2 separate regions of the Homo sapiens genome follow, and region 1 is linked to region 2. A link is an interaction called in ENCODE POLR2A ChIA-PET data of the cell type or tissue named here. Cell type or tissue: OCI-LY7. All regions are shown on one strand. Region 1 overlaps RALGPS2 (Ral GEF with PH domain and SH3 binding motif 2). Region 2 overlaps LOC105371632 (a long non-coding RNA gene).

Region 1 (5,000 bases), 220 kb after region 2:
TCCTGACCTAAAGTGAGCTGCCTTGGCCTCCCAAAGTGCTGGGATTACAGGTGTGAGCCACCACACCTGGCTTAGATTGTTTTCTTTTAGAAGGCTCTTACACATTTATTTATAGGGCTTCTCTCCAGTGTGAGTTCTTTCATGTTGCAGAAGCTTGACTGTATTCTGAAGGTTTTTCCATGTTATTACATTTAGAGGATTTTTGTTTTAGATTTTTGTCTATTATAAATTATCGGATGTTCTATAAAGCTTGTATTTCTTCAGAAGGCATTGCTACATTGATTACACTAATAGGGTTTCTCTTCAGAATGAACTTTCTGTTACTAAGCACAAGGTGAGTTATGACAAAAAGGTGGTTTGCAGTGCGGTTTTCTTTCCAGTAGCAATTCTCTGGTGCTTTTAATAAGCCTTAAGTAGGGGATCAACTGTGCTTGAAATTTGTGCTGTAGTTATTACATTGGATACTGTTTGCCTCTTTTATGAGGGTCTCAAGTATTCATAAAGTGACAGGATATATCTGAAAGTCTGACATATAGAGCATTCAAAGAATGTTTTAGGCTGGGCGTGGTGGCTAACGCCTGTAATCTCAGCACATTGGAAGGCTGAGCCAGGTGGATCACTTGAGGCTAGGAGTTCAAGACCAGCCTGGCCAACATGGAAAAACCCCATCTCTACTAAAAATACAAAAATTAGCCAAGCATGGTGGTGCATGCCTGTAATTCCAGCTACTCGGGAGGCTGATACACAAGAATCGCTTGAACCAGGGAGGCAGAGGTTGCAGTGAGCCGAGATTGCGCCACTGCACTCCAGCCTGGGTGATGGAGTGAGACTCTGTCTCAAAAAAAAAAAAGCAAAGAAGAAAGTTTTATACTCTATTTATCCTCGTAGATCAATACATTAAGTCAGACATTTAGATTATATCAACAAACAGATATTAAATTCAAAAAATAATAAGCCCCTCTATATAACTGGGATCACTAGGATTTACTAGGGATCAAGGAAGAATGTTGGTTAAATGAGGGAAAGTATGTAATAGATAATTCTGAATCTTATTAATTAAAATATTTCTTGTTTGTTTGTTTGTTTTTTGAGACAAAGTCTTACTCTGTTGCCCAGGCTAGAGTGCAGTGGTGCGATCTTGTCTCACTGCAACCTCTGCCTCCCGGGTTCAAGTGGTTCTTCTGCCTCAGCCTCCTGAGTAGCTGGGATAACAGGTGTGCTACCACCACACCTGGCTAATTTTTGTATTTTTAGTAGAGATGGGGTTTCACCATGTTGGCCAGGCTTGTCTCGAACACCTGACCTAAGGTGATCCACCCACCTCAGCCTCCCAAAGTGCTGGATTACAGGTGTAGCCACCACACCTGGACTGTATCTTATTAAAATATTTCTGAAAAATTTAACAATTGAGATATTTCCGACAGTATATAGAAAAAGCTTCTCTGTGCAAACCTTCTAGTGTATGTCAAGATAATATAATCTTGGAAACATCCAAAGTTCCAGCATCAGGAATATCATAATTCTATCCTTGTTTTAATGAAAATTAATCATTTGCCTTAAAATTAAAATATAAACAATTAATAAATATAATGAGAGATTTGAAGAAAGCAAAGAAGACTTGTAGACTTGAAATTGTTCTGCTATACAGACCAGAATAAACCAATTGCTGTGTTAGAAGCGAGTTGCCGCTGTTTTGTCAGTTTGTATTACTGCTGTTCATCACTGTGAACTTCTTTAATATATAATAAGATAAGGCTTAGATTAGGATTAAGGAAGGTAGAGAAGAAAAGTGTTGTTTGGTAGTGTAGGTGTATATGACATCAGAGATAGGAAAAGAAAGCTCCTGCCTGTATCTGTGATCTCATTATACGGACAGCTTTAACATATTGGGAGGAAGGAAGAGAAAAGAGGATGTGAGTACATTAGAAAATAGAAGGGTTTATATATATATATCTTAATACCTAGGAGTTAGTTTTAAAGTTTATATTGTGGGTTAAGATATAGGAATAGTAGTGAGCACTTCATGTGTGACTGAGACTTCTTTGTAGATAACCATATTAGGCTGAATGCTAATGGATATGCCGTATTCCTCTAAAGCTGTCCTCTTTTGAGCACAGAGATGTCTCAGCAATAATTATCTTCTCTTTGTTAGGATCTCCCAGCCCCATTGCCCTCTCCCTGCTTCCAGTCATTTACAGATTCCATCGCTTTTTCTTTTCTTCCCTCAGTCTCTTATCTACATACTAGTCTATATTGGCTTTTTCTCTCTTCTATCTGTAGGTATCCCTACAGCATCACCCTTAGAACATTCCTTTTAAGAGTATTGGAACCTACAAGATGAAATTTAGATCAAGAATTTCTTTGCAGAACAAACCTACAAGATATAAGGAAGCTCTGACTTCTGTGAATTCAGTAATTCTTTCATAGGGTAGGTGGTCATCAGTTGTGGGATTTTGCCCTCCCTGTGCTTCCAAAATAAATGCAAGTGAAAATTGGGCTTAGTAGTTTCATAGTTTAAAATTAATCAATGAATATTCTTTCAAATACACTTATAATGACTGTTAAGAAATTGCCTTTATATATGATTTACTATTTGAAGATTTCTCTTTACTACGTGATTTTAAAATTGCAAGTTAAATCCATTGTAACAAATTTTAAGGGGTATCAAGGCTGCTAAATTTCATTTAGCCTTTGCTAAAATGGAGGCTTATTTACATAGTATACTCAAAACAGTTTTATTCCTAAGTCATACCCTTGAAAAAAGCATCCTTTGAGTTGTTGAGTTTACTTCAACCTTTTGATGTTCATATGAGATATTTTAGTATAGACTAATTCTTGACCAGGCTGAACTGTCAATATGCAAGATGGCATCTGTGGCATAATTTATTTCCTGGATTGTATTCTAGTGTGACTTGGAGGAAGATCTTAGAATCTGAAACAGAAAGAGATAGAGACAAAGGGAAAAGCAATTTTTTTTTTTTTAATCACAGAGAAATTTAGCAGCTCTTGAGAGGTAGAGGTGGGGCAGGGCAAAATTCCTTTAATGCCAGGTAACCATAAATGCATGTCAAAGTTTAAGAAGAAATAGTGGGTTAGTTCTTGGGAGTCCCGGTGCAATTTTAGCTTCATAATTCATTATGTAGTTTTGTTTTTATTGCTGTTTTTTAACTTTTTATTTTGACATAATAGATTCACAGGAAGTTGCAACAAAATAGTACAGAGATAATTAGAGGCCCATAGGCAGTTATAAAAGTAGTCCAGAAAAGTCCCATTTACTTACTCTTCATTCAGTTTTCCTCAGCAGTTACATCTTACATAACTATAGTACAATATCAAAACCAAGAAATTGATATTTTTATAATACGTGTCTGTATAAATCTGTGATTTTTGTCATATATGTAGATTTATCTAACCACTACCTCAGTCAAGATTCAGAACTATTGCATCACCACAAAGATCTCTCCCTGTGCTACCTCTTTATAGTCACACCCATCGCATTACTCCTCTCCTACTCCTCACCAGCCTTAACCCTGGCAGCCACAAATCTGTTCTTCATCTTGTTGAACTGTGAGAATCCACTCATACACATATTTTTTTCAATAAATATTTTGGAAATTTTGTCTTGAAGATTTCCAACAATTTGTAAAAAAAAAAAAAAAAAAAACCACATAGCTTAGAAATATAAAAAAAAATTAAGAAAAAGGGATGGCGTGAATGTATAAAATATATGTAGATACTAGTCTATTTTGTCTTTTACTACCATGAGATATATCCAAATGTATTAAGAAAAGTTAATATTTATCAAGACTTATGCACACAAAGACCTTGTGTTCTGCCATATGCGGTCAAGAGAACTATTAAGAAACATAAAGATGCAGTATTAAGTCATAACTGCATAAAATTAACTGTAGTGCATACCATTCTATTGTAGTAATTTTGTAACCACCTCGCGTTGCTATTACAGTGAGCTCAAGTGTTGAGAGTATCTGCTGAAAATGATGATGCTAATCAGTTATCTCCACATGAGCAGTTCCTGTCTCCAGTAAATTGTGTTATGACGTTAAAATGTGATCTCTCACTGTGTTTAGTGCAATATCCTAACCTTGAATAATACCATGAGACCCATAAGAAATACCATTAGTGGTGGTGGAAGTGCTTCTAAGAAGCAGAGAAAAGTTACGACATTACAGGAACAGGTTGAATTGCTTGAAATGTACCACAGATTAAGGTCTGCAGCTGCAGTTGTCTGCCATTTCAAGATAAATGAATCCAGTGTAAGGAGCATTGTGTTTCGTTTTTTTTTTAAAAAGGAAATTTGTGAAGTCATCACTTTTCATACACCAGCAGGTATGGAAACCCCACACGTTTTGTGAAATATTGTGTCTTTTATCTTGTATTGAAAATGCAGCTTTTTAAATGGGTCCAGGATTTCTATAAGAAAGTATACCCATAGCCTCAAATATTATTCAAGAAAAAGCAAACTCATTATATGACAACTTAAAAGGAAGGTGAAGTATCTAAAGCTGGAGAATTTAATGCCAGCAAAGGATGGTTTGATAATTTTAGAAAGAAGTTTTGCTTAAAAATTGTCAGGATAACAGGAGAAGCAGCTTCTGCCTACCAAGCAGCAGCAGACAGGCTCCCAGACACCATTGAGAAAATCATTGAGGAGAATGGGTATCTGCTTGAACAAGTTGCTGTTGTTGTTGTTGTTTTGAGACGGAGTCTTGCTCTGTCACCCAAGCTAGAGTGCAGTGGCGCGATCTCCGCTCACCACAACCTCCACCTCCTGGGTTCAAGTGATTCTCCTGCCTCAGACTCCTGAGTAGCTTGGATTACAGGCACATGCCACCATGCCTGGCTAATTTTTTGTATTTTTAGTAGAGATGGGGTTTCACCGTGTTGGCCAGGCTGGTCTTGAACTCCTGACCTCATGATCCGTCTGCCTCGGCTTCCCAAAGTGCTGGGATTACAGGCCACTGCACCCAGTCTGAACAAGT
Region 2 (5,000 bases):
TGGAGCAGGATTAAGGAACTGGTTAGGTCAAGGCTGTGAATTGCCATTAAGAAATCAGTATTAAAAGTTGCTGTCTTGATTGGGACTCTAAGTACCTTCTGTTTTGTTTTTCCCACTAATTTCCCAGACTCCCAGGCCCTTCCAACCAGTCAGTAGGTTAGTATTAATCCCTTTAACCCCCATACATCCCTGGGGTGGGGTTAGGCCCAGTTAAACCCAGGCCTCAAGGTTCCATTGAACCCACCCAAGGTCTGTGGGAAGAGACCCCAGTGCCTGTCTTGACTCACCCATTTCTTTTCTTTGTCAGCTCTTGTTTTTCTTCACCTTGGATTATCCTGAAGCTCAGTTAATTGAGTCCTGAATAAGTAAGGGCATGTTGTAATTCCAAATTCAAGACAAGTTTTCTATTTAACCAGAGGTCCTTTTCATGTTACTCACAGAGGAGACACTCAAGACGGGGTATCAATGGAATTGCAGTTTGATAACTAAACAGAAGCACACTTGAAACTCTGGTGACTAATACAGCCCCATTCACACCTACCGAAAGACAATCCCCTGCTCTATCTGTGGTTTGAATCGATCACAAAAAACACAGATTTGCTTCCAGCAGCTAAAGTAATTTTAGTTTTATCAAATAGTGTATGTTTGGGTTTCTAGAGTTAAAAAAAAACTCATGCTTGGACCTTGGGCACCCATTGGAAGCTGCCTATCTGTTCCCACCCTTGCTGCTAGGACTCTCCTCACTGCTGTTAGCACACAGTGGGTTTCTACTGCTAAGAACTCCCTCCTCAACCCTGCCCTGGCACCCTAAAAATGACCTGTGCTGATACCTTCTCTCCCCTGCTCCCCATACACCCACAGGTGCAGGAACAGCTCCAGCTCTGCCTTTGTCCCGCGCTTTGAGCTTTTTTCAGGCTTCACCACTGCTCTTTCTTTGGCTTCATACTTGGGTTCTTTTTCTGTACAGGGTTAACAACTATATCATGAGAATATTAGTTAGATTCCATTTAACTTTTTACAATTTAATTAAATAGAGGTAATTATAGATTCACATCGGGTTGTAAGAAATAATACAGAGAGATACAATGTGTCTTTTATCCACAGTTTCCTTCCAATGGTAACATCTTACAAAACTCTAGTATGTGCAATATTACAACTAGGAAATTGATGGTACAATCCATAGATCTTGATCAGATTTCCCTCCTGTCTTACATTTACTCTGTGTGTGTGTGTGTGTGTGTGTGTGTGCACGTGCACGTGTATTTAATTCTATGCCATTTTATCACATGTGGAGGTTTGTATATCAATCACCATCTCTTATGTTGCCTTTTTGTAACATAATCTATTTCCCTCTCCTTCCATCCTCCACCCCCTGGCCCTAACCCCTGCCAATCACTAAACTATACTCTCTCACACTAATTTTATGGTTTCAAGAACGTTATATAAATAAAATCATAACATACGTAATTCTTTGGGATTGGCTTTTTCACTTGAAATCCATCCAAGTTTTGTGTGTATCCATGGTTTGCTCCCTTTTTATTGCTGGGTAGTAGTCCAAGGTCTAGATGCACCACAGTTTGTTTAACCATTTGCCCACTGAGACATCTGGGTTGTTTCCAGGGCCTATTATAAATAATGCTGCTGTGGACATTTGTATATAGGGTTTTGTGTGAACATAAAATATGTTTTTATGTTTCTGGGATAAGTACCCAAGAGTGAAATTGCTGGGTTTTGTGGTAATTGCATGTTTAGTTTTATAAGAAACTTCCAAAATGTTCTCTAGAGTGGCTATACCCACCAGCAATGTATGAGAGATTCAGTTTTTCTACATCCTTATCAGCAATTGATATGGTCACTATTTTAAATTTTAACCATTCTGATAGGTGTGTAGTAAAATTTCACTGAAGTTATTTCGTTTTAAAAAACAATTTGTACTTTTCAACTTTTGTTACTAAATATTTGTGCAGCTTTTATATTTTTATTTTTCAGAAACATTTTAATTACTGAATAGCTGTGTAACATGTTAGAAAAATCCAAGTAATATTTCACATAATTCCATTTCACTTGCCTGTCCATACTTTTTCAGTATGCCAAGAATTCTATGCCTACTTTTGACACATAACTTGATGTCAAGTTTCACTTGATGAAACCTTTTTGATAATTGTCAACTCAAAAGTTAACACGACATATACTTCATGAAAATGGAGTTAATTGGCTATTCTGAGCCTTTTATAAAGAGAATTGCTTCATCCACATACCAATTAAGTTTCTATATTTATAAAATATTTTTCTAATCAAAAAATTAATTGAAACTATGAAAAAATAGACACCTGGCTGTTTCTTTCTTTTTCTGTTGTTGAGACAGAGTCTCACTCAGTCACCCGGGCTGGAGTACAGTGGCACCATCTTGGCTCACTGCAACCTCCACCTCCACCTCCAGGGTTCAAGCGATTCTTGTGTCTCAGTCTCCCAAGTAGTTGGAATTACAGGTGCACACTATCACGCCTGGCTAATTTTTGTGTTTTTAGTAGAGATGGGGTTTCACCATGTTGGCCAGGCTGGTCTCGAACTCCTGGCCTCAAGTGATCTACCCACCTCTACCTCCCAAAGTGCTGGAATTACAGGTGTGAGCCACCATGCCCAGCCAACCTGGCTGTTTCTTTTCCAGCCCTTCCAGAATGAGAATTCATGTAGGCCATCTGCCCCACTCTGATCTGCAAGCTGCCTCCCTGATTCCTTGACTCCCTGCAACCCACATCCCCTCCTGTCTTCAGGACATCATACTCGCACCTGGGGGAAAAGGGGAAGTAAAAAGGGAGGCTCAGTGCCCCTGGGTCTGCTTTGTCTGTGAGAGAAATCTGACATTGTTGGCAGAGAACTAACATGTCTTCTTAGAAAAAAGTAGAGCCCCAGTTGCCTGGATACAGTCAGGAATACATATCACTGGATCTGTGGGTGACCTGTAGTTACTTTGTCCCTATTTGAGTTTCCTGAATGTTAAGAGGAAAATGGAGCAGAGCTAACAAATACCTCATACCTGCTTGGGCTTTCTCCGTCAGTCCTCTGTGTGTGCATCACACACCCACACATATGCAAAATAGCTCAGTGTAAAAACCCTGCAGTAAACATCAATCCTTGTAGATTCCCGGGGAGTTCTAGTTGGATTTGCTAGCAAAGCAACTTCCATAAAGACTATAAATAGCAGGCATGTGCCTCTGTAAGCAGTGCAGCTATTTTTTTTTAAATAGGGGATTCTCATGTTACAAGGACATCACAGATTACTGAATAATTTATTTAATGGTAGATTATATGGGCTTCACTCTTTGCCAGTGAGCTCATACCCAAATGTCTAAAGGAGATAAGGTGAGCAAAAGCTAGATGTCAGGCTTGGGTGAGCTGTTTATTTATTTTTATTAGATATGTATAACTATTGTAGCCATTTATATTTTACTTAATATTATCTCAGCTGCAAAGGTCATATATACAATAGTGTCACTACTTTATTACAGACATTTAGCTAACTTCTAACAATTCATATCGCACACAGCATGAGAAATACAGAATAGAATAATAAATAACTTTGGTTGCACTTGATTTTAACAAAGGACTGTGATATATAGGAGTATGTTTGTTCTCTATGAAAGTATAGGGAAATGAGGGGACAAAATTCAAAAAAAGGATGTTAGATTTGAAAATAGAGATAAGAAAAAATGATCTAAATCCATGTTTTTCTGTGAACTATTGTTATAATCTTTTCAATGACTTATAGTAAAAAAAAATTGCTTATAAGCTTACAGATCTTAGACATTTTACCTTTAGCTATATACAGTTCTCAGGTGTGCAGAGGTACCCTGGAAGACGGACATACTTTTCTGTCAAATGTAATTTTAATGAATATGAAATTTATTTAAAAAGGAAATTTAAATTTGGCAATAGCAAGATGTCAAAAGATTTGAACAGGCACATAACAGGAAATTCATGTGGCCAATTAACATAGTAAAAGATTCTTGGTTTTGTTTAATAATCAGGGAAATGCAAATTAAACTCACAGTGAAATGTTACTCACTACACAGCCACCTGATCAGTTGAAGTTTTAAAGTTTGACAATAACAAGTGCTGTTGAGGATGGAATATAGTGAGAACCGCTGCTGTTGGAAGTTTGTTTTTATTTATTTTTTGAGTCAGGGTCTTGCTCTGTCACCCACGCTGGAGTGCGGTGGCGCGATCATGGCTCACTGCAGCCTCCACCTTCCAAGTAGCTGGGACTACAGGAGTGGACCACCATACCCAGCTATTTTTTTTTCTTTTTTTTGTAGACATGGGGTCCCACTGTATTGTTCAAGCTGGCCTTGAATTCCTGGGCTCAAGCGATCCTCCCACCTCAGCCTCCCAAAGTGCTGAGATTACAGGTGTGATCACCGCACCCAGTCTGCTTTTGGGAGTTTAAATTGAAGCAAAGTTTTGGCAAATAGTTGCCATTCTCTACTAAGGTTAAAGATTCACACACCCTATTCACAAGTGGAGAAATTCTGATGTGGGAAAATGCCATCAAGGCAGGTGTACATGCATATGCTGTGGACCAGGATGTATACAAGAATGTGTAGAGAAGCAGTGTTTGTAATAGCCCCAAGCTGGAACCAAACCAAATGCTGGCCTGTCATAGAAAGCATAAGAATTAGAGCCACTTAACAACAGCATGGTTGGAGTTAATAAATATAATGTTGAAGAAAAGAAGCAAGACACAAATACTCAGAGTCAGGGTCCATTGATATAAAGCTTATAAACGGGCAAAGCTAAACTACATTGTTTAGGGATGCATATAGAGATAGTAAAACTCTAAAGAAAAGCAAGGAAATTGTTATAATAAAAGTGAGGATGGTGGTTACTTTTAGAGGAGAAAAAGAATTGTGACCGAGCTTACTCTGAGACTTCTGCACTCTGGAAATGTTCTATTTCTTGACCTGGCTGTGGTTTCATGGGTTTTTACTTCATCATCATTC

What was found. Peaks named below come from ENCODE experiments on the same cell type or tissue, not always from the same donor. Only the 100,000 strongest peaks of a DNase experiment are listed, where the experiment ranks them.
Region 1: POLR2A ChIA-PET joins it to region 2 with 10 read pairs; 2 of 35 experiments call an interaction of 5 or more read pairs at or near these places.

What each region holds. Positions count from the first base shown.
Region 1 is chr1:178,794,342-178,799,341 of GRCh38, forward strand. All of the region lies in intron 4 of RALGPS2 (Ral GEF with PH domain and SH3 binding motif 2), which reads left to right. It overlaps LOC124904462 (a long non-coding RNA gene), which reads right to left. Exons shown (of 3, transcript XR_007066749.1): 3 at 2,846-2,932. Among named protein-coding and RNA genes, the nearest start is that of RALGPS2-AS1, 71 kb to the left of the region's middle. In OCI-LY7, no CTCF peak of the experiment used is centred here; a DNase peak (open chromatin) is centred at 1,960; H3K4me3 peaks cover 882 bases; H3K27ac peaks cover 1,456 bases.
Region 2 is chr1:178,573,006-178,578,005 of GRCh38, forward strand. LOC105371632 (a long non-coding RNA gene) reads right to left here. Exons shown (of 4, transcript XR_922315.3): 1 at 288-5,000. Among named protein-coding and RNA genes, the nearest start is that of C1orf220, 33 kb to the left of the region's middle. In OCI-LY7, a CTCF peak has its summit at 30; DNase peaks (open chromatin) are centred at 2,776, 4,016 and 4,586; H3K4me3 peaks cover 2,649 bases; H3K27ac peaks cover 4,835 bases.